Linked DNA regions of Mus musculus: region 2 is linked to region 1. A link is a loop called in an ENCODE intact Hi-C map of the cell type or tissue named here. Cell type or tissue: left cerebral cortex. All regions are shown on one strand. Each heading gives the region's core, and the rest is flanking DNA. Links, peaks and the distances in the headings are about the cores only.

The links. Peaks named below come from ENCODE experiments on the same cell type or tissue, not always from the same donor. Only the 100,000 strongest peaks of a DNase experiment are listed, where the experiment ranks them.
Region 2: a loop joins it to region 1, with 4 times the contacts of the local background. A loop is called at or near these places in 3 of 42 quality-filtered maps.

What each region holds. Positions count from the first base shown.
Region 1 is chr3:101,595,497-101,611,736 of GRCm38, reverse strand. Atp1a1 (ATPase, Na+/K+ transporting, alpha 1 polypeptide) reads left to right here and starts at 7,030. Exons shown (of 23, transcript NM_144900.2): 1 at 7,030-7,334. The coding sequence starts at 7,323. In left cerebral cortex, for the core only: CTCF peaks have their summits at 6,856 and 7,616; DNase peaks (open chromatin) are centred at 9,168, 9,383, 9,880, 11,241 and 7 more places; H3K4me3 peaks cover 5,676 bases; H3K27ac peaks cover 4,678 bases.
Region 2 is chr3:101,739,988-101,756,227 of GRCm38, reverse strand. No RefSeq gene overlaps it. Among named protein-coding and RNA genes, the nearest start is that of Gm33309, 11 kb to the right of the region's middle. In left cerebral cortex, for the core only: no CTCF peak of the experiment used is centred there; DNase peaks (open chromatin) are centred at 7,045, 7,595 and 11,892; H3K27ac peaks cover 1,635 bases.

The sequences.
Region 1 (16,240 bases), core at 3,987-11,986:
ACTTCTGGTTTATGAGATTAGAGCCATAGGAGGGAAGTGTGTCCCTGGCCTGTGCTGGCTCCCTGAAGCTCCAGCCCCAAGCAAGATGCCTGCCTGGCATGATGTGGCTGCTGGTTCCTGGAACTGAAGTGACCTGCCTGTAACACAGCTCCCTCTTGGGTCTGTTCTTAGGAGGATAGAATAGCTTTCCCCAGCTAATTAGCAATTTTATTAGCAGATGGCATCTGATTTGGGGGGGGGGGGAGCTGGGAGAGAAAGAAAAGGAGAAAGGAAAATAAATTGCATTTGGAGACAATTCGACAATATTTTTCTCCCTAAGGCTGTTCGGCATCAGCCCCTACAGTGAGGACCCTGGGTTTCCAGGCTTCTTACTCTGAAGGTGTCTTGTCTGGATGGCAGCTGTGACATTTTGGTGGCCTTATTCCCCCCCCCCCCCCCGGTTCTTAACAGGTTCTGTAATAACCAATTATTCAGACAGGCAGGGCCTGGGGTGACCCATGCCACCTGACTTGGTGGGACCGGCAGGTTGTGTGTCAGCAGCCAAGTTGCTGGTTGGATGAGAGCAGGAGAGAGGGAGGGAGAGAGAGTAGAAGTGGATTCTGCTCGTACTCCCTCCTCTTTTACATCAATATCTGTGGATCTTCATCCTTCTTGGGCACTTACATCTCCCAGGCTGAGTAGGTGTTTGGAATCGAGATAATTCCTTACACTTCTGAAACAGTTACTGTTTCAATCACCACTACCACTGTGAGCATCACCACCATCAGCCACATCTGGACCACCATCATCCGCATCTCTGCCACCTCCACCAGCACCTCCATCACTTTCACCAGTCATCACCACCATCATTATCTCACCACCATCACTGTCTCCACCACCTCTACCTCTACTGCTATGTCTGCAAGCAAATATCAAATGTCAAGTTGGCAGGAACCTTTCAAGAAGGCAGAACACTAAGATTCATTGCCACAAGGAACAAATACAACTGGAGCTCTTTGGGCAATTGAAGCTAAATTATTCATTAATTTGGACTCTTCTTCCTTTTTCTATCCCCTATAATGCCAATCTTTATTGTGAGATTGGTTGCCAGGTGGCTTAAATTTTCTTTAGTCACTGCAATTGCATTAAGCACTGGTTTCTGACAATGCCAACAACAACAGAAGCCTCTGGTCTACCCGGGAGTTTCATTTAACAACACGGATCAGGAAACCAGAAGAAAGACAATGCCCTGTCTTCCCAGAAAATTGAGCCATCTTTGGGTTAGGGGGTTGTATGTTAACTGATTGTGAAGCGTAAGCTTCAACCCCAGTCCGTTTCTCTCCCATCCTCAACAATTTGGAAGACGCAGTTGGGAGGAAGTGGTGGAGAATGAGGATCATGCTGGAAATTAAGAAATCTTGTATGTGCTTTTTAAATAAAATGAGTAGGCCATCGGGAAGCTATAGGGAGGGACAGATGTCTTCAGATTCTGAATTTGACAGGGCTAGAGGGCCGTTGATAAGCAGACTGGCTGTGGAAACTTAGCACTGTTTCTTTTCTGCCAAAGAAATCTTTGCAACACCACACCCCTTCTCAAAACCCTGCCACATCTCACTGTGACCTCCGGAATGAAGTTCAAGCCCTGGAGGACTTCTAAATCCTCTCCAAGTTGTTTGATACTACCTCCCCAAGTCACCACTGACTCCTCCCCTTCCTCACCCAGGCTCCAACCATTATGAATTGTGATAGCCCATCATCCACAGAACAGGCTTATATTCTGAAGATTTTACCCACGTGCTGTGTTTGATTTGAGTTTCCTTGATCTTCCTGAATCTGTCTCTGAAGGTCCAGTCAGGGATGTTTCCTGTCCCCTGGCAGAGCTGGCTGCTTCTTCCTCCGTGCTCTGATGTCGTGAGATCTAGCTCCTCTCACCATGTTTCTAACTGTCTCCTCCAGCATCTTTTTTTCATGCTTCATGCTCAGTTCTTCCAGGATGGAGAGAATTCCTTTTGGTCTTTACACATTAACACCAGGCATTGTGTTAGGCTCTGAAATAAGCCTGGAGATCCTGTAATAGTTATTCTGGGGACATTTGGTTGTTTCGCTTTTTGTGTTGAGGAGCTGTTGTTTTGTGTAAAATGGTTCTTGTCGCCATTAACTAATACAGGAGCACCAGAGTTATGGGTTGCGGAAGGCTCTTTGTGAGAGAGGAAGTAAAAGACAGAGCACATCCTAGGGACTTCCTTGTAAGAGTTCACACATGGGGGCGGGCATCCATCACTAAAATGGCAGTCTCTTGGCTAAACATAAGCTGTTAGGAATTGAGCTGGTTACTATTTTCATACCTGACCTACTTTTCTGTTGCTTCTATGACCATTACAAAAGCTTCCAGACTTTTATAAATGAATCAACCTACACCAAGATCGCCTTGTATCCCCTCCTCTTAAGGTAGCTCTTTCCTAAGAAGAAAATGTGTATGTTCTCTGACACCCAGCTCTGGTATCTTGGCATCTCTAGAAGAGTGTTGCTCTCAGTAGGACCAACCTCAGTAGGACCAACGTCCGTACAACACTTTTGATTGATTTTGTATAGAAAATTTTCAGGCCAAGAATAGTGAACCCATCTGGGCCAGATATGGCACTTGCTTCCTCAAGGTTTACCCTCCTGAAGTCAGCCATCCATGCTGCCCATTCTAGACTCAGGACTTGCTCACGCTCAGCCTGCCTGAAGCTGCACATCTGGATGGCCGAAGAAGAAACTCTAGAAACGGAATATTTCCAAGTCCCAGACCCCTTCCTGTTTGTCATTTGATTTTTCTTTGCTGTGTTGATCTATGTAAACAATGAGTTTTTCACTGCAAGGATGCTATACTGTTTCTCAGTGTTTGGGGTGGAGATGAAGAGAGTACAAGTCTTGGGTGGTGAGTGCTAGAATGTAGCTGTCTTTTTGCTACTTTATGGGTTCTTTTTCTTTTCCACCCTTCCCCACCCTTTTTTCATCCTTCCAGTGCCCTAACACTAGGTAGAAGAGAGAAAAGGATACAAAGAAAAGGAGGAGACATTATCATTAGACTACTCCCTGCTGATTAGGGGCATCTAGTTCCTTGTGGTTGGGGAGGGTAGAGTTTGATCTTTACTGCTATCAAGATACCTAGTATCTTCTTCTTTCTTCTTCTCCTTCTTCTTCTTTGCACAAGACTTAATAAACCTGGACCAATAACCAACCAACAACCCATCACCTCTGGAGCCCTAGCATTTATATACCCTCTGAAAAGTACCCACAATTCCAAGCAACGCACAATCACAGAAACTATATGCCAGTGGCAAAATCACATCCCTGCACAAGGCAAATCATAGTCAGCTGTTGTAGACAGTCTGAAGCAGCCCCATACCTCACACCTGGGATTAAAATGGAAAATATTCTTCTAATGTTTCTGTGTTTTTAAAGAAACCAAAATTCTCACTACACTAGAAAACAGAATTCTGATTTGTAAATTCAGGAACCAGAGTAGAGCACAGAAGAAACAGTTAAAATACCTTTATTACCACTTTATTTTTAAATGCTGCTCTTAATGAGAGTAAATTATTTAAGTGACAGTTTCATTAAAAGGATGGCTAGTAAAGGACCTAAAACTTAGACTCTGTTGTGGTTGGCAATAATCTATGACAGTCACCAATTTTATGCTGAACCTTCAACATTCCCAGATGTACAACTTGAAGTCTTCTATAGCCATTGGTACTTGAAGATATAACAAAGAACTTTCAAAAGATACACCAAGGAGCTTTCAAAAGGAATTAGGAGCTTAGTAGGAAATGGAATTTGGGAGGAGAGCTTACAGGAACTGGAGTTATTTCTCTCTAAATGGAATGGCTAGCTAGCTATGTGCATGGACTGCACTTTTAAAGTAGCCAGTAGTGGGGTGGTAAAATAGCTCAGTGGGTACAGGGGCTTGCTGCCAAACTTGACAACCTAAGTTCAAACCTTGGAAAGAGAACCAACTTCTGCAAGTTGTCGTTGTGTATGTTGTGGCATGCCCTGCACCTAAAAAAAAAAAAAAAAAAGTGTGATTTTTAAAATGAAAAATCAAGCAGGCAACAATTTATCTGCTGTCAAACAGGAGAAAAATAAATGGATTTTCCTTGGAGGGGTAGAAATGAGCTAGGAAGAACTTTACAGGTGATTAACACAGTTGGTTTCAAGGAAGGAGAGGGGCTTTCTTGGGGAGCCTGGGCATGGGTAAAATATAAAGGATACTTAATGCATGTTTACATGCTAACTCTAGGGCAAGCAGGGCCAAGGAAAATCTCATCATCCCAAATTCTTAGCTCATTGATGGCCCAAATATTTGCTTCCTATAGAAAATGCTAATTAGCTGTGGGCTCCAAGCCATCTCCTAAAGTCCTTAATTGCAACGTTGTGTTTATTCAACTCTGCAAGTGCTCACTCTAAGTGCTAATGTTCTTGGCTCAGAACCCTGCCTTGCATCATATTTTTCAGACATCTGCTGACTCTGTTCACAGTGATTGGGTCAATCCTTCTTAGCTGGGATCAGAGCCTCCTCCTGGAGACAGCCACACCTGGCAGCCCTGAGCTCTGCAAATGCCTAGTCTGAGCCCATCCATTTAACTATGCTCCAAGCTAGCAGTTTGAAAGCGTTGCTAGATTAAGGAGGGAGGTGTAGTGTTCATTACTCCCTGAATCTCGGTTTCATCATCATCAAAAGAGGAGCATGTGTATCTTTGACTTCTAAGATTTCATTCAGAAATCTCTTCTGAGAATAGCGGGGGAAATCCCTTTCAAGAAGAGACCTTCAGTCACCTTCCTCGGAAGGTGTACCTCGTATACCTAAGACCTCCACACTTCTATCTTAACCGTGCCTTGATTTTACTTGGTTCTGGTGTTTCGTTTGTTTTGTTTTGTTTTTCTTTTGTTTTTGTTGATGGTTTTTAAGACAGGATTTCACTATGTATCCCTGGCTGTCCTGGAACTTGCTCTATAGACCAGGCTGGCCTCGAACTCAGAGATCTGCCTGCTTCTACCTTCTGAGTGCTGGGATTAAAGGCATGCACCACCATCACCTTTACTTGGTTCTCTACCCATATCCACAACTCTCCACTTCAACAAGGCAGAGTCTTTCCATCTCTTTTTCCATGGGGAGTTGGTTCTATGTTCAGACACCAAAGTATGAAGTTCAAAGATAGTTTAAGTTTCCAAATTCAAAGCAACCCACACAACACACACACACAAAATGGGGGACAGTTTTGCTGCTCCATTTGGAGCCATGTAAGAACTCCAGGACAGGTTAAAAACTATTGTATGAAGTCAAGAGCAAAATACAGGGTTTAATTAGACGTCCATACTTATTTTGCCCTTTCTCCATCCTTGAACACAACTAGAAACCCAGGGTCTCCTGAGAGGCTGTCAGCACCCCAAGCTGCAAGGAAGCAGCTGTGGAGATAAAGCAGCGTCTTGACCTATCAGACTTATCTTGATGAGTGAGTGGATGAGTAAGGAGGACCACAGCCCAAGCATGTGCTTTCTGTATTTTAGTTGTTGTGTTTTCCCATTTAGATCAGAGCCTATAGGCAATTCATCTTAAAGTAAGGTCTTCAGCAAGCAAAGCCTGCTGCACAGTGGCAGTGATCTGCCATGCACAGGAATGCACTTTCTTAAGTCTAGCTAACACTCTGTGACCTCCAGTTGAACTAACAGGGCTGGTACTGGTACTCTGGATTTGAAGGGTCTTTCCCCAGAATCGTGATTTTAAATTTTGCTTATAGTTTCCTCTTCTCTCTAAGCCCCAAACTGATTTAATCAAGTTCTGTAGATCACTGGAAGAGATAAAGGCTGCCTTCTGCTATAAGCAACAGTTGTATAAGCAACCGTTGTTTCTAAGAAGTACTGAGAATTGCTCTATGGAGGAACTGATAACACAGTGCCTAGATGTTTGGGTGTTTCTCCTTCCCTTACCCTCTGCCCACCCCCACCTATTTTTTGCAAGCTCTACATCCTACAAAGCATTGACACTTGAAGTTGATAGGTCTATATCTAAGAAGTTAGTGTTTTCCTTACTTCTAGGTATTTTCAGAGATGGAAATCGAGTTTCTCTTCTGAATCCTAAGCTTTCCCAGACTGCTTGCTTTCCTGAGATTGGTAAGAACAACAACAAATACTTTGTTGTTTCTGATGTTAAGTTTCAGCCATCACAGCGCCTGCTTAGCCACTGAAACTAGAAGCCCCGCCCTGCAACTCTGCCAGGCCAAGAGTGGGATGCGACTGGCTGGAAGTGAGTCTGATGAGACCCTCAAGGTAACCACGGATGCTGTGGATGCTGTTCTTCAAAATGCTTGAGCCACCTCTTTTACTAAAGATGGGTGTTCTTTTGGGTTTTAGGTTTCTCTGCCATAAAAAGGAGAAACTCTCCAACAAACAGTTTAATCCCCCCTCCTCTTTTGCAAGATTTCATTCATACAGTGCTGTGAATGAATTTCTTACTGACTTTTTTTTTTTATATAGTCATTTGGGGGTCATAAGGGAAGGGAAATGTAAGTGATGCGCGCACGCGCGCGTGTGTATATGTCCTGAAGCATTTCTCTAGTGGTGGAGTGAGAGGACCCCAGGACGAAGGAATCAAAGGGAAAGCACCATCCGCCGCCGCCGAAGGATGCCGGCCTGGATTCTGCAGAGAGGAATCCCTCGGAGTCGTGCAGCTGCTGTCCAACCCCGGCCCCTCGAGACCCCAGAAAAGCTACGCTGAGCAAGTAGACTAGCCCCGACTGCGCCGCACCCACTGTGGACCTTCCGCACCCTACTCCGCAGGCTGCTCACTCAAGTCCCCAGTGTTCTGCAGGCGGGAGCGCTCCGTAGCCCTTGAGAGACCCAGACACCCGCGTCCTGGGCACCGGCGCCCTCCTGCCGGGAGCCCAGGGCAGGCAGTCGCTAGCGCGGTCTGGGCCCGGCTGGGAGGGGTTAGAGGCGGAGGCGGAGCTAGCTGGAGCCGGTGTCAGGTTGCTCCGGTAACGGTGACGTGCACGCGTGGGCGGAGCCATCACGCAGGTTGCATATTTTAGGAAGTGAGGAGGAGGCACGGGCTCGAGCTGCGGCTGGGTCTGGGGCGCGGAGCCTCGGCGGGAGGAGGCGGACACGTGGCAGCGGCGGCAGCAGCGGCGGCAGCAGCGGCGGCCTCGGTCCGGGGCGCCGGCCGTCCTCCCTCTTTCCTCCCGCGGCAGCCCTAGTTCCCGCCTCTCGGCTCCCCCGGCTCCGCTCTCCCGGCCGGGAGCTGCTCTCTTCTCTTTCTAGTCTCCAGCAACAGGACCCGGCGCGGGGCCCGCAGCGCCGCCACCATGGGGAAGGGGGTGAGTGTCTGGCGAGCCCGGGCCCCGGGCGGGGGCGCGGGAGGAAGCGGCTTAGAGACCGGGCTCTCGGCAATGGAGGGGCGGGTGCTGAGCGCGGGCAGCGGCCCGGGAGGAGGAGCACCCGGGGCGGCATCTCTGAGCCGGGCGCCTGCCCTGCCTGAGCCCTCTGGTCGCCTTCACCGCGCGCCTTGCGCTTCCTTTCTCCCTCCTCCCACCGTGCCCAGGGGAAGGAGCGCTCCTCCCCTTCCCCCGGGGAGCTCCGACAGGGCCCCCTCGCGGTGGCGGTCCTCGCCGCGGCCCGGCGCCGGCGAGGGCAGCCTCCGGGTCGAGACTCCCTTCTCCTGGAGGCGCTGGGGCTCGGCCAGCTCCCCGCAGAGGCGACCGCCCTCCCCCAAAGGAAAAAAACTGGCTTCCCCTTAGGCCGAACCAGCCCAGCGAAGCTGGTGCCAGAAAGGGTGTGACTTCACAGCCCAAAGATAGCCTTTAAGGTATACTTTTGAGAGCTTTAAAATGGGCCACTGTCCATAACAGGATGTGCCTTTGGTAACTGGTGTTATCGTCTTAACGACGGGGAGGGGTGTGTTGTTTTATGTCGGAGCACAATTCTTAAATGGGGCCAGGCTGACCCTTCAGGGCCGCAGGGTACTGTCAATCTAACAAAGGACTGGAGACTGGGCAGTTGATGGTGTTAGAAAAGCCATGCGGGTTTCCTGCACTGCTGTCTCACCCGAGAGCGGTTCCCGAAGAGAATGAGGGAATCGGGCACGAACAACACTGAGTTCCCACCTCGGTTACTGCTGTCCACCTCGGAAGAGTTAGTTCTTGACCTCAAAGTAGCAGATTAAAAACTTAAAAAAATAACCCTGAAAATATCAGTTCCTAGCTTGAAAAAGCACCAGTCATGAGAATACAGGTGGGAGAGTCCATTCCACCCTTTTCAGGGCTGACCAAGCAGACAAGCTGTAGACACTGCAGGTCCTAAGGCACCCGGGTATATACTGGATGGAGCCAGAGGGAAGCACATTCTTTGGAGACTTGAAAGAGATGATTATAAGACGTGGGCCAGGAAGAGAGAATAGAGACCCCGATAGTGCCCAGTGTGGGCTGGTCGGCGTATGCAGCATCCTAGCAAAGAACTGATTCCCTCCTGGCCTCCACTTTCCACGATGGAAACCGGATCTATGTGTCACACCATCCTACATGCCATCCAAGCCGTTCCTATAAACCATTTATTCCTTAAAGCCCCATCTTTTATCTCCTATCCCTTCGAAAAGTATCTTTGTCATTTGGAGACCTTGAGCGGCTTTTAGGAAGTTCAAAGCCTAGGAAGGTGAAGTGACTTGTTCAAGGTCAAACGGTTGTTTAGTGGCAACAGGTGCTGAACAACCTGTTGCTCTCAGCTTACACATAACATCTGCCTCTGAAGCATCATTTTGTGTGCAGAACTCTGAAGTTATCCTCCAGAAGAAATTGGGGTGTTTATAATAATAAATAATCCAGGAGGACGTTTAAGTCAGAGTTATGCCTTTAGGCCTAGGACAGAGGCACTCAAGTGCTACAATAACAGTTCAACTGAGAATTTAGTTAAGTTCAACCGAAGTGTTTAATGTACCCTAACAGGTGTCTAGTGAACTTAGTATTTGGAGTACTCTATTCTATACATTGGATATTAGGTTGCCTGTGTGCATTCATGTATGAGTGCATGTCTTTCTCTGTGGCTTACAATGGCAAACTGGTCAGAGGAATATTTCATACTGAAATGTTGGGATTTTTCCACATGAGGATTAAAATGTGGGTGGAGCGATGACTAAAACCCTCTTGATAATTGGTTAACCAAGAAGCTTAAAGGCAGCTAATTTTTAAGGTCATTGTGATCTTTCCCCCACCCCCCACCCCTTTTCTCAAGTGTCATCTAGGGTCTAGATGTGGGTGATATCTCCAAATGATTCTTCCTAGCTATCAAAACTGGGGTCTTGAACATTTGGTAAGAAAAATGAAAGTCCAGCTTGCTGAATCATTCCTGGATAAAATAGGATTTTGTTCCTTTTTTCTTATTCAGTGTTTTCTGCCAGTGACTCGGCTTATAGCCTCATAAGGCCTACCACCCACAACTGTTTAGCTCACCCAAGGTGCACATCATAATTGTTAGAAATGTAGGAGCCTTGGCTTGTTTGTTAAACGTTTATAAAAGGTGGGAGAAGGGAGCGTCTCTCTAGCCTTTCATTTCAGTCCTGGGTTTGGTTTACTATTAACTTAGATGCTGAGAAAAGAAATCCTATCTTATGGGTAGTGATTTAAAGACCAGGCAGGGAAAGAGGTGACACAAGGTACACATGTCAGCAGGAATCTTGGTTGTAGGGTAACATTATCAGCTGCCCTTTTGGAGCTAAACTCGAAAGTGTGACTAAATACCCACTGGCTGCTATAAAGCTAGTACTTTAGACTCAAAACCCTGTGAGGCAGAGTCTTCCCAATGGAAAGTGGCCCAGCCTGGACAGGAACAAGTAAGGGGCGCTGACACTGGGGCTGGTCCTGGAAGTCCAGGAAAACAGAAAATAGGCTGTGAGGTTGTTTCCACCTTGTAAGATTGAAACAGTTCCCTGCCTGGAAGGTTATCAGCACTCACACACCCCCACCCCCTATTATAAGGCTGGCCGCTGGCTGTTTGTTAATTTGTAGCGTTCTCTGCTGGCAAGTTTGTAACAATGGTGACTCACCTTGGGGTGGAAGAATAAGAAACCGGGAGGCTGCTCTTTTTAAACCCAAGATGATAGAAAACACCCCCCACCCCACCCCACCCCCCAAAAAAGCTTTATAAAGGTCTAGTAGGGTGTTTATCCAGTTGAGGACTAAAACTTAGAATCACATTTAAGAATAAAGAGCAGGCCCAGTGTTAGAGAAGAGACTTGGCACTCGCACTGATCCATCCCTGAACTCTTCAAAACCAACGCCTGAGGATTACTTAGCAACAAGTGCACGGAGAAGTGACTTCTCTTCTCCACAGACTGTTCTTTTAGGAGTACCTCAATAATGAGAGGGAACCATTAACTAAACAGCCCTGAAGGACTCTGTATGAAAAGCTAAGTTAAAGTATTGCTTCATTTGAAGACAAGCAGGTTTCTTGAAAAAGCACAGCCTGGGAGCTCTGGTTTCTGGTCTGGCCAGATGTACAGTCCTCGCCCTGAGAGCAAGTAGAGTCATCTGTGTGCTGTGTGGAGTGAGTGCCATACCAGTGTGCCGGGGCTTCCTAAGTCATCAGGGCTGGGGGACACAGATCTGCGTAAGCGCTGCTCTCCAGGCCCTTTCAAAGCTGTGTAACAGTTTTCCTTCCCCTGAGAAATATTAACGATAGGGAAATATTGAGAAGTCCTGTTAACTGCTCCTCAAAAGGAAGTATTCATTGGCATGACTGAGCACTGTATCACTGTCCAACAAGCAAATCCAATCAGCAGCATCTTAGACTTTCCGTCAACATTCACGTTTCAAGTGAAGACTTTCACCGTGATCAGTGGTCATTTTTAACTTCTTAAAAGTGTCATAGGGAAAACCGGCAGTTTCTCAGCTAAGAACACTGGTGCCTGGGGGGGGGGGGGGTGCGGAGGGGGGCTGCCAGCCAACAGACCTGAAGAAGAAATCCGAGTGTCAGATCAGATGGGCTCCCAGTAATCAGAGTGGCTGGGTTTGCATAACAAAGCACTGGGCAGACTTTCACCAGCCCTGTCTAATTCTAGATTACTCTGAGACTAGGGCTAGGGGGTACTAATGTGAAGTAAAGGGAATGTTATAATGCAACAGGCTTTAAACACTCCTTCCTTTATATGTGTATTTGGGGTGGGGACTAACAAGCAGAGTCGGGTCTGAACATTCTCACTTTGCCTTGAATTGAGAGTATGAGAGGAAGTGTGTTCTTTGGCTGGAGTCAGAGAGAGTGTTCTCTGCATATGACTCACCTCATTAGCCGTGCTGAAATCTGGTGTCGGGAATCCATAAGACATTCTTAACATGTATTTGTTGGGTGTATGGGATAGCAGATTCTGTGAATTAGAAAAGAGGAAACCACACACACACACACACACACACACACACACTTTCACCCTGATTTGGTTTCATTTGGGTCCTGAGCCAAAGGGATTTTTTTTTTTTAATCCAATAGACCTCATTCTTTAGTTGCTTTGTGATTTTACAGTGAAATGCATCTGGGCACTGTCTCTTAGCAGGTTTTACTCAAACCCCACTTAGTAACAGCAATCTCATAGTCTCTGCTGGTGATTTGAAAGGCTGATTGATGGTGGCCAGGCTTTATCTTTGGAGCCTTCGTTATTTGGGGAACTAGTCTAGTAATCACTGTAATGGTTTGTCATCCTTGGGCCCTGGTGTTTATCTTTCCAGTCTGTTGTCCTGGTGTTATTCAGAGCCTTGGGGCAGTTGGGGTGCACAACCTGTCTGTTTGCATGCTCTCTGTCTCACTTCCATGGCACCAAGCTGTGTTTCTGTAGGCTTTCAGCACCTTTGCCCTCTTCAACTCAGCAGTCCGTTTGCTTCCTAGGCTCCAAACCACCTATCAAAGAGTGATCAGGACTTCCTGGAAACTGGCAGCCCCTCTGTAGTGCTGTTCCAGTTTTTAAGCTTTTCTCTCTCAAACCAGAATAATGAGGGAAAAAGGGGGGTTATAGGGGAGGGCAGGTGGAGGATGTTAAGGCATGAGCAGACGTTTTGATTCATTCAGGTCTCTTGGAGAGATCAAATGTCCCATGGCGCTGGTGCTTTTTAGTAAGTAGAAGAAAAAAAAATACATTTTAAGAGGAAGAAAATTTAAAATATAGGAATTCTTCACATTACTCTTACCATTTTTATTTTTTTCAAATGGTCACGGTACATTCCATGGCCACAAGGGTGGACTAGCAGGGTTGTTTAAGAATTCACCAGGGAGGCAGGTTAGATGATGTTCCCATGGGATGAGGGAACCCAGTGGCTGATCACGGCCCTGTGACTGATGGATGCAGCCCAAGTTTAGGGACTGAACTGGGTTCACAAAGGACCCAGTGCTCTGGCTTCGTAGGAGTACATTTCCAGCATGCATGTCTTCAGGAGTGAGAGGAGGGACCTGTGGCACCGTACGTGGTTGGGGTGCCCCTTGGTTACCTCCTCTGCAGAGAATTGCTATTCCAAAAGTATCACTGTGGGCTGGAGAACAGCTAAAGGCCTCTCACTGTTTACCCATTGTCTTCCATTTGCCAATTCCCACCTAGCACAGGCTTGGTACATCCCTTAGGTCCCCAGCTAGAAAGATGAACCTACAGGAAGCCATTTAGGCCGAGCATCAGTTGGAAATGTAGCAAAGTAGGCCAGAGTGATACTTTCTTTAACATGTTTCTGAAAGTTACCTCTATAGGAATCAAGGAATGGCAGTAATGTGTGTAGTGACTGGGTTATCACAGTGACCTTTGTATAGTGCTGTGTGTGACCTTTTCAGACAGAGCTGAGTTTGAGGTTTTGATATGAGAACCAGGAAAATTGGGGAATACTCCCCCACTCTTTACTAACAGTTGGCCAAAACTAGGCAGAGCCTTCTGTAGCTGAATCAGGCTGTGTCTGACTTCCCTGCCAAATTGGAGTTTGCCAAATTGAGTTTGAAGGTGCCGTCTCCACAGCCCTCTTGGCCAGCTGTGAATCAGCAACATTTGGAGCAGTTACTTTGCCATATTGGTAGCCTCTCTTGCTAGTCAAAAGCTTTTGTTCTCAGTTCTGGAAACAATGTGGGGGTTGTTTTGTTTTGTTAGGTGTTCTGTTTTCAGATTGTACTAACCAAACTATCAGACTGTGTTAGGTAAGTTAATAGTTGTGACAAAGCTGGTGTCTAAGGCTGACTGTTCAAGGTCATGTAGCTGGCAAGTGGCGGTGCTAGGGTAATGACATGGGCCAGAATTGAAAGCACCATCCACTGACCTCGCTAATGGGAGTGGGCATCTTAGACTTCCAAGTACCCTTTGGGCAAATCAGAGGGGATTTCAGAAGTCTGTAAGGGCCTCCTGAGTTCTCTGGCTGTAGAACCAGAGGTGTTGCTGGTGAGTGGAAGCCTTAGAAGGCACCCCTAGATGCTAGTGCACAAAGCAGAGGCGGTGCTGGTGGCTGTGTAGGCATCAAGTTGCAGTCTACTGGGGAGGAAGGTCCTTATTTAAATCTCACTGCAGAGTGTGTGTGTGTGTGTGTGTGTGTGTGTGTGTGTGTGTGTGACTGTGAAAGGGTGTGTGACTATGTATGAGTGTATTTGTGTAAAAGTGTGAGAGACTGTGTGTGTGGATGTGACAGTGTGTTTGTGAGTGTGTGTATGAGAGTGTATATGTGTGAGAAAGGTGTGAGAGTATGTGAGTTGTGTGTGTGAACTATGTGGGTGTATGATCCTCATGTTATTGTAATTATTGGTAAATTTGCAGCTGTCTTCTACCTTCCCCAAGCACATTTCCTCCTGTAAGTGATGAATTAACTGAAGAAGAGGAAGGAAGATTTTCCACTCTAAAAGGTCACGGGGATTTCTTGTTCCTTTATTGTGAGGGCCAACATAAAGTCTTGTTACATATCTATTTTGTCCTTTGTTCTCCCCGTCCAGGGTTTTCTCCTTCCATCTTCCTCATGTCCAAAGGCACAGTAGCTTTAGGAATCTCTGGGAAGGTGGAAACTGGAGGACACATAGGTTGAAATAGTGACACACCCAGCCTTGAAGTGTCACATGGAGTAAATAATGCCTTGCTATAACTTCCTAGTTCTTAAATTAGAATGGAAAAGATTAATAACCTAACTTACTCCCCTGCAACCAACTGCCCTTTTGAGGATGGCACAGCCTGTTCAATGCCCCTTCCAGATAAGCTAGAGACACTCAAAGGGCGTCAATGGAGTTAGTCGTTCTTGCTCTGTGGTGCTGAGTGAAGAAGCAATCTCGTTTTTCTAATTGAGAAAGGAGAAGTTCCATGCCTGGTGCCCAAACGAGCCGGAAGGTCAGCGGAGCCCGGGAGGGAGGGGAGGGAACACCGCACCACTCCCTGCTGTGACCTTTGTTTTTAAAAGAAATAAGGAAAATGTTGTCTTACCCCACACCACAAACGCATACTTTTTCAGCTTTGAAATTACAGTTCTTAGTGCCCATAGGAACCTAAGGATCTCTTGACCCACACCAGGAAGAATTAACATTAAATTATTGTTTTACTTGTGGGCAAGAACTGATCGGATAAGCTGCCTAGTTCTTTTAGACAAAAATTACCTACTGGAAAAATTAAGATTTTGAAGAAGTGATCTTACATGTTAATACTTTCCATGTCCCTTTTACAGCTGTCCCCATTTAAAAGTGCCTTAAATAGCATGAATTTATAAAGGAGTTTGGCTATTAGGAAATGTAGATTCCTCAACTTTACTCTCAATAGCTGTGAAGATACAGGCAACACACTGCCTTTGTGATGGCTGATAAACGTTGGAAGGTATCCAGAATGGGCTGGCTGTGCCAATATCTCTCTTCTCCCTCTTGCCGTGGAAAATGTGAGAAGTCTAAGAATAACCGAAGCACGCAGACAGTGAGGCTGGGGGATTCTAACACTGCTCCTCATGGAAGCGTATTTCCGTGAAATGAGACTTGCTTAAAAATGTATTGGGTGTATTTTAAAAGTCTGTTTAAGTTGGGCATGGTGGTGCACGCCTTTAATCTCAGCACTCGGGAGGCAGGGGCCAGACTGGTCTACAAAAGGGAGTCCAGGACAATCTGGGCCTGTTACACAGAGAAATCCTGTCTTGAAAAAAAAAATCAGTTTAATCTGGTCACATACATAAAGGAGCCAAGTCGGCAGCTATGGAATGGCTTTACCGTCAGATAAGCAGAGAAACACGCTCCATCCTAACTCCAGCACACAGCTCCACTCCGAGAGGCCCTTGGAGCTGTGCTGACTCCATAGCAGAGAGAGAATGTTAGGAATGCTGACTGTCCTCCACTCTGCCCAACTCCACTCTGCAGATAAGGTGAAGATTCAAGTGCCCTGCTCTCAAGGAAGAAGTCATTTGTCAAGTCACATGGTGTTGAATAGCGTCACAGATACTACTCACTTCTCCAACACCCACTAATCTGAGCAGGCTTTCTCTTTGGAGCCTTCCAAAGTCAAGTGAATGCGTATTTTATTTGCTACGTACTAACTATAAGGGCCTGAAATACACGCTTTGGGGTTTTACCAAGCATTCATTGTAAGGCAAGGGAGGTGGCCTGCAGGGGTGAGCCCTCTCCACTGCCTGACTTTGGAGTACCAAGTTCTGGTTTCATACAGATCTGCCGAGCACTCTAACAGGGTGAGGGAGTGGAACAGTCTAAATTTAAACTATAGAATCAACTCCTTCCAGTCTGGAGAGGCGTAGGTGGATCCTGTGAATTACACGGTAACGCACGCGCTCTCCCTGCATCCTGCTTGTGTCAAAACATTTCCAGGGCCTTTCATTTGGGGAGATCTTATTTTAGGTTACAGAATGGGGTGGAGACTCCCTTTCTTTCATTTTCTTCTTTTTTGTCTTTGTAGCATTATTTAAAAATTTTTGTGGACCTTTAGATGTTTTGTTTCTCTCTGAAAAAAAAAATGAAATGTGGTCAATATCTTTATGTGAACATTAATGGTGTTTAAACTGTGTATAATGGCTTTGCATCGAAAAGAATTTAATCATCAAATCAGAGTGACTGGCACTTAGATGTATCATTAAATCCTCAGGAATGCTGACTGTCCTTGTCGTGTTGTGGAAAGGGAAATTGGTCCTTAGGGAGTTGGTAACTTCCCTCAAACTTCTTTAACTGGTGGCTAGTAGGGCCCAGGACTTCAGTGTCTGTCTGATTGACAGTGCAAACTTAGGCACCGGACTGGCCTCAAGATCACTAATGGAAACAT
Region 2 (16,240 bases), core at 4,310-12,309, 140 kb before region 1:
CAAGAGAATTAATCACACACACAAACTTTACTATAAAATGTATATTAAGTTTCTATAAGGTAACAATATGCTCAATCCAAGAGAAAAAAAAAAAAAAACAAACCAGGATGAAATGAAGAAGTAACAGGCAGAATACAAAAGGAACTGTTGGAAATTAAATGCAAAACAACAAAAATGAAAGAACCCAGGAAAAAGTCTCTCAGAAAGCAGAGCAAAAAAGTCTGAGAGAGGGCTGGTAGATGGCTCAGTGGAAATCAGTTCTTCCTGCCAAATCCGACAATGTGAGGTTGATCCCTGGGACCTACTTGGTAGAAGAGGAGAACTGATTCCTGAAAACTGACCTCTGATCTCCACACTCATGCTATAGCAAGTGCTTCACACATAAGGGTGCTCTCAATAAATTAATTAATTATTAAATACGTGAAATTTAATTTAAAATCAAATAGAAAATTAAAGATAGAGTAAAATAGAACAGTAGTCTAAGACATAAGATGTCTAAATAATTCAAGTTTGTAGAAAATACTCATTAATGAAATGCTTCCAAAATATTTCCCAGCAATGAAAGACAAACATTTTGACTCTAAAGAACACATCAAATATGCAATGTAACAAGTGAAAATAGATTCACATTAAGACTTGTCACTGAAAATTTTCAAAAGGCACAGTGAAGAAGATAGTCTTCAAAAACACAGATATTAAAGAGTCACCTACAAAAGACTACAAGTAAGGATGGTATTGATCTTCCCAATAGCATCAGCAAAATAGCTGAAGCAAAAGAGAAAACAGGGGCTTTGGGTTCAAACTTCTGGAAGGAGATGCTCCCCATTATAGAATTCTATACCTAGCCAAACTCTCGTGGAACTGAGATATTTTTAGCATTCAAAATCTCCAAAATGTGTGGAGAAAGAGGAACACTCCTCCATTGTTGGTGGGATTGCAGGCTTGTACAACCACTCTGGAAATCAGTCTGGCGGTTCCTCAGAAAATTGGACATAGTACTACCGGAGGATCCAGCAATACCTCTCCTGGGCATATATCCAGAAGATGTCCCAACCGGTAAGAAGGACACATGCTCCACTATGTTCATAGCAGCCTTATTTATAATAGCCAGAAGCTGGAAAGAACCCAGATGCCCCTCAACAGAGGAATGGATACAGAAAATGTGGTACATTTACACAATGGAGTACTACTCAGCTATTAAAAAGAATGAATTTATGAAATTCCTAGCCAAATGGATGGACCTGGAGGGCATCATCCTGAGTGAGGTAACACATTCACAAAGGAACTCACACAATATGTATTCACTGATAAGTGGATATTAGCCCAAAACCTAGGATACCCAAGATATAAGATACAATTTGCTAAACACATGAAACTCAAGAAGAATGAAGACTGAAGTGTGAACACTATGCCCCTCCTTAGAATTGGGAACAAAACACCCATGGAAGGAGTTACAGAGACAAAGTTTGGAGCTGAGATGAAAGGATGGACCATCTAGAGACTGCCATATCCAGGGATCCACCCCATAATCAGCTTCCAAACGCTGACACCATTGCATACACTAGCAAGATTTTATCGAAAGGACCCAGATGTAACTGTCTCTTGTGAGACTATGCTGGGGCCTAGCAAACACAGAAGTGGATGCTCCCAGTCAGCTATTGGATGGATCATAGGACTCCCAATGGAGGAGCTAGAGAAAGTACCCAAGGAGCTAAAGGGATCTACAACCCTATAGGTGGAACGACATTATGAACTAACCAGTACCCCAGAGCTCTTGACTCTAGCTGCATATGTATCAAAAGATGGCCTAGTTGGCCATCACTGGAAAGAGAGGCCCATTGGACATGCAAACTGTATATGCCCCAGTACAGGGGAACGCCAGGGCCAAAAAAATGGGAATGGGTGGGTAGGGAAGTGGGGGGGAGGGTATGGGGGACTTTTGGGATAGCATTGGAAATGTAATTGAGGAAAATATGTAATAAAAATATTTTTAAAAAGTCTCCAAAATGCATTTCCCACACCATCTTTCCCAAGAAACGGGGAAAAAATATCAGGAACAGGAAATTCGGTATAAAAAAGAAGCCAGAATGTTTCTAGAAGGACAATGACAAAATATTGCAGAAAGATTCTGTGCAACAGCTGTGGAGGAAAACAACCCACATAGGAAAGTTTCTGTACATCAGCTGTCAGGGACAACAATGCAGACAGGAAAGATTCTGTATACCTGCTGTGGGAGGACAACAACCCAGACAGGTGCACCACTCAGGAGAGAGATGCACTGGAGATCTTCATCTCAGAGATGCCCAGAGTCACTAAGTCATGTCTTCAGCCCATGGACATGATGTTCAGGCAAGCCTGGTCCATAGTCACCAGGAGCTTCCCTCTACCCTCTGCTTGTTGTGGTGGTTTGTATAAGAATGTCCCCACAGGCTCATTTATTTTAATGCTTAGTCACCAGTGAGTGGAATTCTTTTAAAGGATTAGAAGGATTAGGAGGTGTGGCCATGTTGGATGAAGTGAGTTACTGGGGATGGGCTTTAGGTTTCAAAAGCCCATGCCAGGCCTAGTTAGTCTCTCCCGCTCCTACTCCCCCCTCCCCCTCCCTCTCCCCCCTCCTCCTCTCCCTCTCCACTCTACATCTCAGGATATAAAACTCTCAGCTACTGCTCTAACACCATGTCTGCCTGAGTGCCACCATGCTCCCTACCATGAGGATAATGGACTAACTTCTGAAACTATAAGCAAGCCCCCAATTAAATTTCTTTTATAATAAGCATTTTTCTTTTATTATTTGCTTTTATTTCATATTTTCTTTTATATTTATTTTCTTTGTATTTATTCTTCTATTATTATAAAGTAAATTTAGAATTTACAATAAAAACAGAAAGAAAAATTAACTTCTTTTATGAGTTGCCTTGGCCATAGTGTCTCTTCATGGGACTAGAACCATGACACTCTGCCGGGGCCTGGCAAACACAGAAGTGGATGCTCACAGTCAGCTATTGGATGGAACACAGGGCCCCCAATAGAGGAGCTAGAGAAAGTACCCAAGGAGCTAAAGGGGTCTGCAACCCTATAGGTGGAACAACAATATGAACTAACCAGTACCCCCTGGAGCTTGTGTCTCTAGCTGCATATGTATCAGAAGATGGCCTAGTTGGCCATCATTGGGAAGAGAGGCCCCTTGGTCTTGCAAACTTTATATGCCTCAGTATGGGGAAACGCCAGGGCCAAGAAGTGGGAGTGGGGAGGGAGAGGAGGGGGTCTGGGGGACTTTTGGGATAGCATTTGAAATGTAAATGAAGAAAATACCTAATTAAAAACTAAATTTAAAAAAAAAAACCATGACACTTGTCATTTAGACTATCTTGCTTCATTCCCATGGAGTCATGATGCTGTGCCTTACTCCTAAGAACAGAAGCCCAGGTGATCTTTGAGGCAGAATATCCAAGGCCGGGCATTTCCCCTGTCAGAATGTCACAGAAGCTGGCATGCACAAACTTAGTGAAGCAGGGGCTGGAGAGAGGGCTCAGGGGTTATACTGCAGAGGACCAGAGTTCAATTCCTAACGCCACATCACTGGCTTACAACCACCTGCAACTCCAACTCTAGGGGGCCTGACACCTATTGCCTCTGTGGGCACCTACTTTCATGTACATAAATTTACACAGAGAGACACATAATTAAAAATTTTTTAACAATTAAAATATAATAAAAGAATCTAGAAGGAAAGGAAGGATGAAAACTCCACTATAGTAACCAACAATGCCTGTCTGCTACAGCCTGGGTATGACCATTCATTCAAGTATGCGTAGGAATGTGATTTTAAATGGCCATGTGCACTTTACTGAGTGCACCATCCCCCAGCGTCCCATCACTTCCTTTGACCTCTAGGCAATGGTAGCAGGTGCCTATAAGGTTTATGTGAAAGGAAACCTCAAGGAGTTTTAGAAGAACAATCTGCCCTTGTGTGACCTTCTGTCCTTAGGTTTTTTTTTTTTTTTTTTTTTTAAGACAGCTCCTTTTGCTGAAATGTCACCTACCTTGGTACCCCACTGCCTAATAAGGATACTTGGAATGAAGTGTGAGACTCCAAACTTTCTCCTAGGCAACTGGGGACTTTGCATCCATGAGTTCTGAACCGTGTTCTCTGAGGGTAGATGCCATTTCCGTGAGTCTTCTTTTTAACGCCCTAATCTTCCGAGTGCCTTACACAGGGCTGCTGGCTACTCCAACCTTGAAGAATGAACAAAGGAGTGTGTAATTGAGTTGATGTCACTTCCTAAGATACACAAGGCACATGCATCACACTGTCAGAGTATGGTGACACTAGTTCTTAGAAAGAAAATCATCTATAATCTGAGTGGTAAAGTCATTAATCCATGTGTGAGCAGATGGAGTCTTTCAAAATGAATGATAACCATAAATTATAATTATTTTTAAGGGAGCATGCCTGCTTATGTTTAAGAAATTAACCATAGCCCAGACTAGGCCAACAAAATGATCTATACGATGGAAGTCAGCGGTTAGAGGATATGTGATCACGTAACAATGGTTAACATATTAACTGTCATTCCTGAAGTAGCCTGGGGCTCCTGAAAGCAGTTGTTCTCCTTGAAGTTTTAAAAGAATTCTTCTTAAACTGTGTTTTATTGAAGCATCTGAGCTGGAATATTTAATCTCACACTCTGCAGGCATCTACATGGGTACAGGCATTTGGCAGTATTTATTAAAATTGAGCATGTGTCTACCACATGACCGTCAGTGATGCTCTGAGGCTCACATCCAACAGAGTGAGGGCTGTGTACTCATACAATGGCACCTCTTCACTGTAGGAAATAGCCCCACTCTGGGAAAAAGTCCTAATATGCATTAATAAGTAAACACTGGTATATTTACACTGTGGAATAGTTCATAGCAATGGAAGTAGAATTTAACTGAGCATTGCATGCTACAAGAGACATTGTTGAGAGAAAGGAAGAAGTCAGACGGTTGCCAGTGTCCCACCACCTCCTTTCTACCATAGCCGAGAGACGGGAAGTATACAGTAGTAGAGGGCAGACTAGGGGGTGCATACTGATCGGGTCAGGATATGAGAGAGGCTGGTAGGGGTGGTAATCTGCCCGGACAGTAGAATTCAGTGGTGCCACAAGCATGGATACATGGAAAATGCAAGCTGCCCATCTTTTGTGTTCCTCACCTCAGTGGTTGTACCTCAGTTAAATGGTTGTTGCACTGGAACATGTGGTTCTGTTAAAAGAGAAGAGCTGAGGACTCTATCAAAAAGGTTAAAGCCATCCTGGGAGAGACCTCAGAGGCCTTATAGGACACAAGACATGCACTCTGATGACTAATCTTGGCTGCCTGCTTGACCACACCTGGAATCACTAAAACCCAAGCTGCTGGAGACTCCTGTTTTCTGGATTAGCTTATTGGCTTACTTGAGGGAGAGGGGCCCACTGTAAATCTGGGCCAAACCTTCTAGTGGTAGCTCACACAAAAGGACATAGAGGAAGGAAGCTTTTGGTTGCCTGCTTGCCTTCACTCTCCCGTATCTCAGAACTACCTTTTTCAGGATTCCAACATAGAAGACTAGCAGCTCTCCACGACTCCAGAGCCAGATTTGGACTCCTGAGACATCCAGCCTCCAGGACTGAACAACTACCATATTCTTTGCCTTTCAGTCAGGAGATAGCCACTGTTGGACTAGCCAGCAAACCACTCTAATAAATCTCGTGTGTGTGTGATGCTAACCCACAATATGGCGAAAACATTAGAAAAAAATCTATACACACACACACACACACACACACACACACACACACAGGGCTCAGCCATTGAATTTCTAACACTGTTACTGCTTCTTTTTCCAAGTCCCATTACAAATGCACAAAGCTGTTCAGGGTGGAAACCACAATTAACTCTTCATTGAAAATGTTCCCTGTGCATTTGCTGCTGGAGGAGGTATAGATATTTGGGGTTTGGGGCAAGTAAAGCCCAGCTGCCTGAGAGCCCATTTTCCTGCTGAAAAGCCCTTTTCTCTGGGAATGCCTCCTCCAGCTCAGATTAACAGCACTGGAAAATCACAAACGTGAGCAGGAACCAAGGGCAAACCATTGTCACATGACTAGCCAGTCATGGGGCCAGAACCCAAGGCCTGAGGATACAGGGTTCTCCTTCTTTTGATTTCTGCAACATGTCAGGTGACCCTCCTCGAGGCAATCTCAGAGGGTCATAGTGCCTCTCCCAGAGCTCAGGCAACCATGAACTTGCCTGAAACTTTTCCTGCATTCATTTTATGGTCACACTCAACTCCCTCTTGCGTATCTCATTCTCACTGAGAACAAAACATCATCTCCCTTCATTGAATCTAAATGTCCTCATGTTCTGAATGTCGCCGGGCCCTTGCTAGACCTAGTGCACAGGGCTTGCTGCTCCCTTTGCTGTAGCTGTCCCTTGGGAGCCTGGAGTCTCTCTCTCTCTCTCTCTCTCTCTCTCTCTCTCTCTCTCTCTCTCTCTCTCTCTCTCTCTCTCTCCCTCTCCCTCCCTCCCTCCCTCCCCCCCCCTCTCTCTCAGTGGCCCCTCTAATCCTTCGGCTTTCCAGACTGACGGAGATCTATGATGTCTGGAAGCAGGCCTGAGCCGATAAATATTGATGATGATTATGGAGCTGAATCATGAGAAAAGTTGCCTTTAAGTGGGATTTAAATTCTTGTCTTGAGTCTGAGATGTGGAATAAATCATTGTAAGCACAGTGTTGAGTGGAATAGATGAGTATGTTCCCTCCCCTTCCCCACCCTTCATACAGGGGTCGCCCAAGTTCTCTCCCACTTGTCCCTGTTCCCCTCTGGGTGCATGGTGTTTGTGTGCATGGTGGTGACATGGTGGTGGCATGGTGGCACTTTGCCCAGCCTGTTTGAGGATACTTGCTTGTTTAGAGACACTCATTCTCCTTTTAGGAGAAGCAGGATGGTTAATCTTCATTGTCAACTTGACAGGATTTAGAATCACCATGGAAACACATCTCCAAGTCTATGAACATGCTCCCAGAAAGAGGTAACAGAGAGGATGGCACCATCCTGTGGGGGTGGGGTCCCTAAAAAGGGAAAGGGAACTGAGTAGCAGCACCCCACCTCTCTCTGTGTCTTGCCTGCAGATGCTGTGTGAGCAACTGCCTTCTTCTGCATGCCTTCCTCACCATGATGGGCTGTGACCCTTCAAACTGTGAACCCCAATAAGCCCTTCTCCCCTTACAGTGCTTTTTTTGGGTGATGATTGGTCTTAGTATCAAGAAAAGTAACATATACAAAGGTGGAAGGAGAGAAGGAAGAGGTGTGGGGTGGGGGTTACCCCAATGTGCCAGGCACTGCCTAGCTTGCAATGGAGTCATTTCTCTTATTCTTTCAAAGAACCGGGGACTTTTTATACCAGTGAGGAAGCTGAGGCTCACAGAGATGGGTAACCTCGCCAGAATACGAGGATCAGCAATCTGGTCCCTTCCACTCTATAGGAGTGATTCCTTCCTCTGCCCATGGCAGTAGAGCTGTCTTGTAACTGCCTTGCCCCATGTTCCCTAGCTCCACAAGGAACCACCTCAGCCTCTGGCATTCCTCTCAGCCTCGGTGTTCCACCGCTCCCCTACTCTTCTTTCCCAGCAGGAATAAGACAGACAGGATGGCAGCAGTGACTCACAACTAGAAGAATAAAGTCTTAAATGGGGACAACCTAAGCTGGTATGAGCGTGACACTCTGACAAAGGAAGAATGTCCCCTGAGTTTTTGAAGGGCGTTGCTACCCACTGCTGTTAGAAAAAGGCTGCGGCACAGTAGGTGGGTGGGGCAGGAAGGAGAGCAAGGGTGGAGACCTTGGCACTCTCTCGGTTAGATCAAGGAACAAAGGGGATTAGAGGCTTGTCTGTGGTTATCCTTGGCCTGTTGGCAATGTTGACCAAACCCTGTGCTTTTTGCTCTCTATTTGCCCACCAGGTGATCCAGGCCTTTACATGTGACAAACATTTCTCCATCACTGCATCCTGAGCCACCCACCCAGATCCTAAATGGATAACCTGTGATGTGCATGAGGAAGCCAAGCACACAGCTTTGTGAATCAGTTGCATTCTCTCCAGGGTGGGCTCTTTGTCCCCAGTGGACTCTGACTTCCACAAAGACATGTGTCAGCCTGGTTCATCTTGCTTCTCCCTCAGGGTCTCCCTACTTCATGGCATGACCTGTAGACGAGAGAAGACACTGCGATGAGCACACCACTTGGGTGTTGTCAAACCAACCAGATAATGCCACCACGAAATCAGTGACTCCTTTCTCCTCTCCTCACTTCTGTGCATCAGTCTTCTGACAAGCCAATTAAATCAAGACTGTGGGATGATACCCTAACCAATGGTGAAACGACACAGCCACCACCTGACTTAAAATAAAAGACAAATGCAGTTCCTCTGTGTGTGTGTGTTCTGTCTTTCCCAGCAAACCCTCTTGGTCAAGACAGTAAGTTTGCCATGTCCAGACTTTAGTTGGAATAGTAGTCTCCTTCTTTGTGACCTCAAACTTATTGCTAAATAAAAAAATAGATTTATTTTATTTTTTAATTGTGTGTATATATGTGTGTGTACACATATGAGAGAGCATATTCATGCAGGTGTCTATGAGAATAGATGTGTCAGATCCCCATGTGGCTGAAGTTATAGGTGGTTGTAAGCCACCTGGTGTAGAAGTAGGAAACAGAACTTGTTGACCTTGACCCATATGACACATTTGGAGAGGTCTTGCAGGGGGTGAGTAAAGTTACATGTGGCCAGCATGGTATGGCTCTATCATACTGGTCGGAGGGTCTTCTAATAGTGGACAGAAAGTTGGCTTCCTCCCTTTCTGTCTGTAAGGATATGGAGATCGCCAGGAAAAGAGCCCAGCCAGGAAATGGATTTGCCTGCACCTTGATCTTACATTTCCCAGGCTTGAGAAATGTGAGAATAAATGCCTGGTGTTGAAGCCACTCAGTGTGTGGTCTAGCTAGCTTTATGCATCTACAGGTTCTAGTTAGTAAGTATATATTTACTGTATGTATGATATATATATATATATATATATATATATATATATATATATGCGTGTGTGTTATGTATGTATGTTTGTGTGTATATATATGCTATGTCTTGACACATACCAGAAGAGGGCATCAGATCCCATTACAAATGGTTGTGAGCCACCATATGGTTGCTGGAAATTAAACTTAGGACCTCTAGAAGAGCAGTCAGTGCTCTTAAACACTGAGCCACCTTGTCAGCCCTCTAGTTGGTAAATTTAACCAACTCCAAATCAAGAATATTTGGGGGAAGTTTTTCATATATATTGAACATATATATGTGTGTGTGTGTGTGTGTGTGTGTGTGTGTGTGTGTAAACATTTCTTTTATCAAAGTTCCCTAAATGTAGCATGAAACAACTATTTGCACAGCATTTGCATTATTTTAGGTATTAGAAATAATCTAGAAAATGTTTAAATTATACAGGCATGTGTGGGATATATATATATATATCATGCTGACTGTTTTACATTTATTTACTTTTATTTTTATGTGTAAGCGCATTTTGTTTCATGAATGTATTTTCATCACACATGCGCAGTGCCTAGAAGGTGAGAAGAGGCCTTTGGATGCTCTGGAACTGGATATACATGTATATACATACATACAGTAAATATATACAGTTGTTAGCTGCTGGCTGGGTGCTGGGAACCTGGGTCCTCTGGAAGAATCAATCAGTCCTCACCACCCCTGAGCCATCTCTCTAGCCTAATACTGAGGTTTTAAAAAATAGATTTATTTTATTTTGTGTGTGTGTGTGTGTGTGTGTGTGTGTGTGTGTGTGTGTGTGTGTATGTGTGTGTGCTTATGAGAGAGCATATGTGTGCAGGTGCCCATGAGAATAGAGGTATTAGATTCCCCTGGAGTTATAGGTGGTTGTGAGCTGCCTGGTGTAGAAGCAGGAAACAGAACTTGGGTCCTCTGCAAGAACAACACAGACAGTTTTAACCACTGAGCCAGCAGCACTACAACCCTTCGCTGTTTGCGCTAAGGGACTTGGTAACCACGATACCCAAGGAGGGCCCTGAAACCAACACCCCACAGATCCTGAAGGGCAATGGTTTTGTTACAGGTGACTGAGCAGACCAAGGTGAGCAGCACTTTGGTGTCAGTTGCTAGAACCAGGACCCTCTCACCTTCCCTCTGCTGCTAATAATGCATTTTAAATCATCATGTCACACAGTCACCTTGTTGAAATAGCTACAGTGTAGCCAGTCCTGAAGGATCTGCTGAGGGCAGGGATTCTCAGGCTGGCCTCTCTCACCTGGCCTCTCAGGAAGGCTGCAGCAATCTCCTGCTCTGGGTACTGGGTATTCTAACAGGGTAATCACATGCTAGGAACCTACTGCATGCTAGTCCCGTGTGAACACTGACAGACAGACAGACAGACTCATGGGCTATCCTGGAAAATCCCTAAAAGATGAGACAACTCACAAGGAATCCACTTTTGACCTAAGGCCCCTAGAAAAATGCTGTTGTATCCAGGTCTAAGGGATGCAATGTAGAAAAACCTGCTTTACAAACTAGGAGTGATTTATAAACACACAGCCGATATCTCTTAGCTAGGCTTATGCCAAATAAAAGGAGGAAGAGTTTGTCTGTGCTCCTGTTTAAAAAAAAAAAACTGTTATAAAAATCATTCTGTCACAAAAGAAGAAAAGAGGGAAAAGAAGGAGAAAATGGAGGTGAAGGAAGGGAAGGGGGAGGAAAGAGGAGGAGGACAGGGAGGAGGGGGAGGAAAGAGAAAAGACTGGAGTAAGAGAGAAGAATGGGTAATGGGAGAAAATATGATTAAAATACATTATATATATGCATATATATATATGCACATGTAAACACTTAAGGGGGTAGAGAGGTGGCTCAGTGGTTGAAATTACTGGTTGTTTTTCAGAGGACCCAGGCTCCATTCCAGCCAGCACAACATGTCTGTTCCCAACCATCTGTAACTCCTGATCTGGAGATCGAGTGTCCTCTTCTGGCCTCCATGGGCAGCAGACATCACTTGAACAACAGACAAACATGCAGGCAAAACATTCATATACATATATAAAATAATTATTTTTTAGTTTTAAAGAAAAATATTTAAAATGTAAAAAACTGTAAAGATGTAAAAAAAACAAATAAATATTTGTGTGTACGAGTGTTTGCATATGAGTGCAGGTCCCTCAGAGGCAGAAGTGGGCGCTGGAGCTCCTGGAGGTGAAGTTGTGAGCAGGCTGACATGGCTGCTGGGAACCAAACTCAGGTCCTCTGGAAGAGCAGCAAGGGCTCTCACCACTGAGCCATCTCTCCAACTGCATCCCCCTCACCCCCCAAAAGGAAACTATAATTTTTTAAACTTGAATTCTGCAAGGACATTTGCCTTCCAAAATAAAGGTACTAGTGGGTTCAAAGCAGGTGTTGGGGTTTCTTTCCTTCTTAGACATTGTCCCACTATATTTCATCAACAGCCACAAACGTTTTTTAACTATAGTCCATCATGGACCCAAGGAGGCTCCACCCATTTGCTCTAGCCTCATCTCTGACTCCACTTTAGGCAACTAACTCAGATGCATCTTGCTGTCACATTGACACACAGGCCCTGCAGCCTTGTGCACTGAGGGACCCACATGGATGTATTCTCCTCCCAGAAATGCCTCATGGAGATGCTTTTCTGCTCTGTGAGAGCACTGTATCATTTGGCCTTTAATATCCTCATTTTCTTTCTGGATCCCAGACATAAATAAGACTCACACTTGCTTCCATGCCCAGGACATTGCTAAGCGTCGGTGCCCACAATCATGCCTCATACTGAGAACTCAAGTCTGTCATTATGGTATTTGCAGAACCTAAGACTGTATTTAAGGCTTCAGGCTGATGATTATTATAACCCTTTTCTGGATGCTTGTGCCAAAAACACTGCACGGAGAGGCATTTTCAAAGGGATTTGCCAGGGAAAGCAGAGCATCTCTTATCACATTGGCTCACATTGGCTGTCTTTGGGGTTGTTTTCCGACTGGGAGAGAAGGAAGCTTTCCTGAGGACTGCCCTGGAGAGGACCACATGGAGCTAGACACTGCACAGCCCAAGGGCCACCAGCCCCAGAGATGATCAGGGATAATGATGGTCAATCTTCACTGCTAAGTGAAGTGGATGAGTTAGAGTCACCCAGAAGATGCGTCTCTGACCCTGTCTGAGGGGACTCACCGTGAATGCAGATGATGATTTCTGAGTTTGTCTTTGTTGGATGGATGATTTTTGGATTTTCCCCCCACTTTGGCTTCTGTTTCCTCCCATTCTTCTAACCTGAGTGGCTCTAGGTTCTAGTGACCAGTGAGTCTTAAGGTCCAGTAGTATGTCTCCAGTGGAGTTTTTGTGGCCTCTAGGGTTTGGGGTGCTAAACTTTCCTCTAGGGTCTCTATTACCAGTGTGGCCTAGGATCCCTGGTGCAGGGGCCTCTGGAAAAGCAGGCAGAGTTGTGGGGTGGGAAATTGAGAGCAGGGTATGGTACAGTTTAGCTGCGCTGTTGGGTGGGCTTTCTGGGGAGTTGGCAAGCAAGGACTTGGAGGAGTGGAGTCTTAGCTAGTGTCCCTGAGGCTGGCAGGCCTCCTGGAAAGCAGGCAGAGTTCCGGCCTGACTATTTCATTTATTGAATCCTTGTTGGCATCTCATGGGGTTTTTTTTTCTCTTTTATTTAGTGATCAATGCCAATGGAGTGAGGTGGTATCTCATTATGGCTTCAATTTGAGTTTTTCCTAATGTTGAACGATTGTGAGACTTTTTCATCGATAAGTTGGTCAATTTTGCACCTTCTAAGAAATATCCAACCTAATTTAAAACCAGATAAGGAAGAATGAGTTTAAAGGGCCATCACTTGATATCACTGGCCAAGCAACCCGAAAAGAAAGCTGGAGAACAGCCCTTGAAAACGGTAACAGCCTCTCCAGGTCTCATATCAAAACTGGGGAAGAAAGCTAGGCTTGTTGGTGCATGCCTTTAATCCTAGCACCAGGGAAGCAGAGGCAGGCAGGTCTCTATGAGTTCGAGGCCAGCCTAGTCTATGTAGAGCTACACAGTCAGAGCTACACAGTGAGACCCTGTCATGAAATAAAAACAAAAAACAAACAAAACAAAACAAAACAAAACAAAACAACAACAAAAAACCCACCTTAGACCTGTGAAAGACTGGAGAAATGGGATTGAGTTATTTATGCAAGCACTACTGAGGGTTGATGTCTCTCCCCGACACTCTTACCTTACAGAAGAACCGTTCCCTTCTTTTTCTCTGGTGAACCGTGGCCCGCCTTTACCAAGACAGAATAAAATGATCTCACTGAGGCAGATAGAGCAAGTGTCCAACCTCTGGCTTCTCGGTACTGTGTATCCTCAGCAGAGCAGAGCAGAAAGAAGAGTGTATTGAGCAGTTCCATTCTCAGCAGGGCCAGTAGAGAGCTTCCAACAAGGCTGTCGGCTAAGCGGAGCCACAAGTGGGGCAGGAGTGGTCAGGCTGCATTCATCCAGATGTGCACTGACAGAGCACATGGGAAATGCAAAGCTCACGCTGGAGATAAAGGCCACAGGTGGAGGCTGTCAGTCTGCAGCATCCCCTGAACCACAGGATGGGAGGGAGCTCTGAGCAGAGCACTTCCAGGCTCACACATCCCGAGTCTGCGGATTGGTCCTTTCCCTGTTCAATCAGTCATAGCCTGGGCTGTAGGCAGTGTGTCTTAGTTAGGGTTTTACTGCTATGAACAGACACCATGACCAAGGCAACTCTTATTAGGAGATTTAATTGGGGCTGGCTTATAGGTGCAGAGGTTCAGTCCATTATCATCAAGGCAGGAGCATGGCAGCATCAAGGCAGACATGGTTCAGGAGGAGCTGAGAGTTCTACATCTTCATCTGAAGTATGCTAGCAGCATGCTTGCTGCAAGGCAGTTAGGATAGGGTCTTAAAACCCACACCCACAATGGCACACCTACTCCAACAGGGCCACACCTTCTAATAGTGTCACTCCCTGGGCCGAACATAAACAAACCATCACACAGTGGCCAAACAAGGCCGCCTTGCAAGGAGACTGATGAGCACCGTCCTCTTGTCCTGTACAACAGAGAAATGGTGGAAATAATACAATGGCATGCAGGTTTCAGACACAAAGAACGTAGAGTTTAACTGTTCATGCAAAGGTATGGGGAGGGTTGGAACACAAAGGAAAGTGGCCACTGAGGTTTAGAGCTGATAGTCCATTATAGGCACAGGAGGAGAGACGCTAGACGGCATCTCATTAGAACCCTGGACTCACACCCCGGCTCAGTCAGCTGTCAGCATGCAATCTTGACTAAGTCTTCAGGTTCTCATTTCCTTCCTTCCTCCCTCCCTCCCTCCCTCCTTCCCTTCCTCCCTTCCTTCCTTAGTCTCTCTCTCCCCCCCTCTTTCTCTCCCTCTATCTCCCTCTTTCTCCTTCTTCCTTCCTTCCTTCCTTCCTTCCTTCCTTCCTTCCTTCCTTCCTTCCTTCCTTCCTTCCTTCCTTCCTGTCTTTCTTTCTTTCTTTCTTTCTTTCTTTCTTTCTTTCTTTCTTTCTTTCTTTCTTTCTTTTCTTTCCTTCTTTCCTTCTTCCCTTCTTTCCTTCTTTCTTTCTTTCCTTCTTCTGAGACAGTGTCTTGTTACACTGACCAGGCTGACTTTGAATCACTCTCATTTCCATTCTGTTGCTTTAACAAATACTGTGAACAAAAACAACTTAGAAGAGGAAATCTTTTATTTGGTTTCCATTTCCAGGTCATAGCTCATCTTTGAGGGAAGTCAGAACAAGAACTTGAAGCAGAAACCTGCGCACGCATGTGTGTTTACATGTTTATCCTGAGTTGTCTTTGGGTGACTTAATTTTCACAGGATGCATACTCAGAAGCAGAAAGGTTGCTGACGGTAATGTGCTGGCCGGTTACATGACCAAGGGCTGCTCCTAGAATAAAGGATGCGAAATGAATGACGTTAACTGGAAATCTGGATGAGAGCAACCTCCCCACACTTGGCTGGGAATTTGTTAGCCCACATCCAGAGAACTGCTTCCTCCTCTGGGCTATAACTTAAAAGGCAAATGGGACCAAATTCTAAGGAGAATAGTCAGGGTGCCAGAATAGCCCAAAAGTAAGTCATCTGAGGAATGTTTGCAGGAACTAGGGTATGTAGTTTGTACAAAGATACCAAAAAAATTCTTATTATCTAACAATGCATAACTTTACTGTTCAGCGTTGGAGAGTGAACTGAGGGCCTCTCAATTATCATCCAGCCACACCCTCAGCACCAGGCATCACAGCTGAAAGGCACCAGATGCTCTTTAAATTCCAGAAGGATGGACTAGAGCAGTAAGGAAGTTAGAAGCAGTCACCTCCAATGGAGGGATTCTGCACTCACCGTGAACCATACATAGGCTGAACTGTCTAGGGGACAAAAGGCCAGGCTGAGGAAGAGACCACCTATACTCCAGGGTGGCTTGCAAGTCCTTTCTACCCAGACTGTAAGGGTAGCAGAAGCCACGACTGGTCGGGACAAGCCCCTAATGCAATCGGTACTTCTAGCTTCCTCCTTGAGAAAGTGGGGAGAAGGCAAGTGTGTGCATCTGTGCCAGAGCACTAGAAGAAGCCCACAGGTTCTACGAAGGGACATTCCCCCAAAGGACCTGTGCATAACCCAGGCCAACCTGTGGTTGACTGAAGCAGCACCTGAGCCATCAATATTGCAAAGCAGCCACAGCCAGACAGGAACTTAGAGCAATTATGTAGACAAGACTGTAAGGTTCAGAATTAGTGGAAAAAAGCTGATTTTTCCCCCAGAGAGTAAGGCTATATTTGCCATTTGTCACTGTGACCAAATGCCTGAAGAAGGTAACTTAAGAAAGAATTTGCCTTGGCTCACAGGGAGCTGTAGTTTAGTCAACTGGCTCCATGCTACGGGACCATGCTTCTTCTGCGGTGAGGCAGAAGAGTGGAGGAGGCTGCCCACCCCACCGCAGCCATGAAGCAGAGAGTGAAGATGGCAAAGGGTGGAGGCAGAGACATGCCCTTCAAAATCTCATTCCTCAGCAATGCATTTCCTGAGACTAGGTTCCACGCCCCATCCTCCAACCCCCAGCTGAATCATTGGTGGATTAGATCAGAGCCCTCCCTC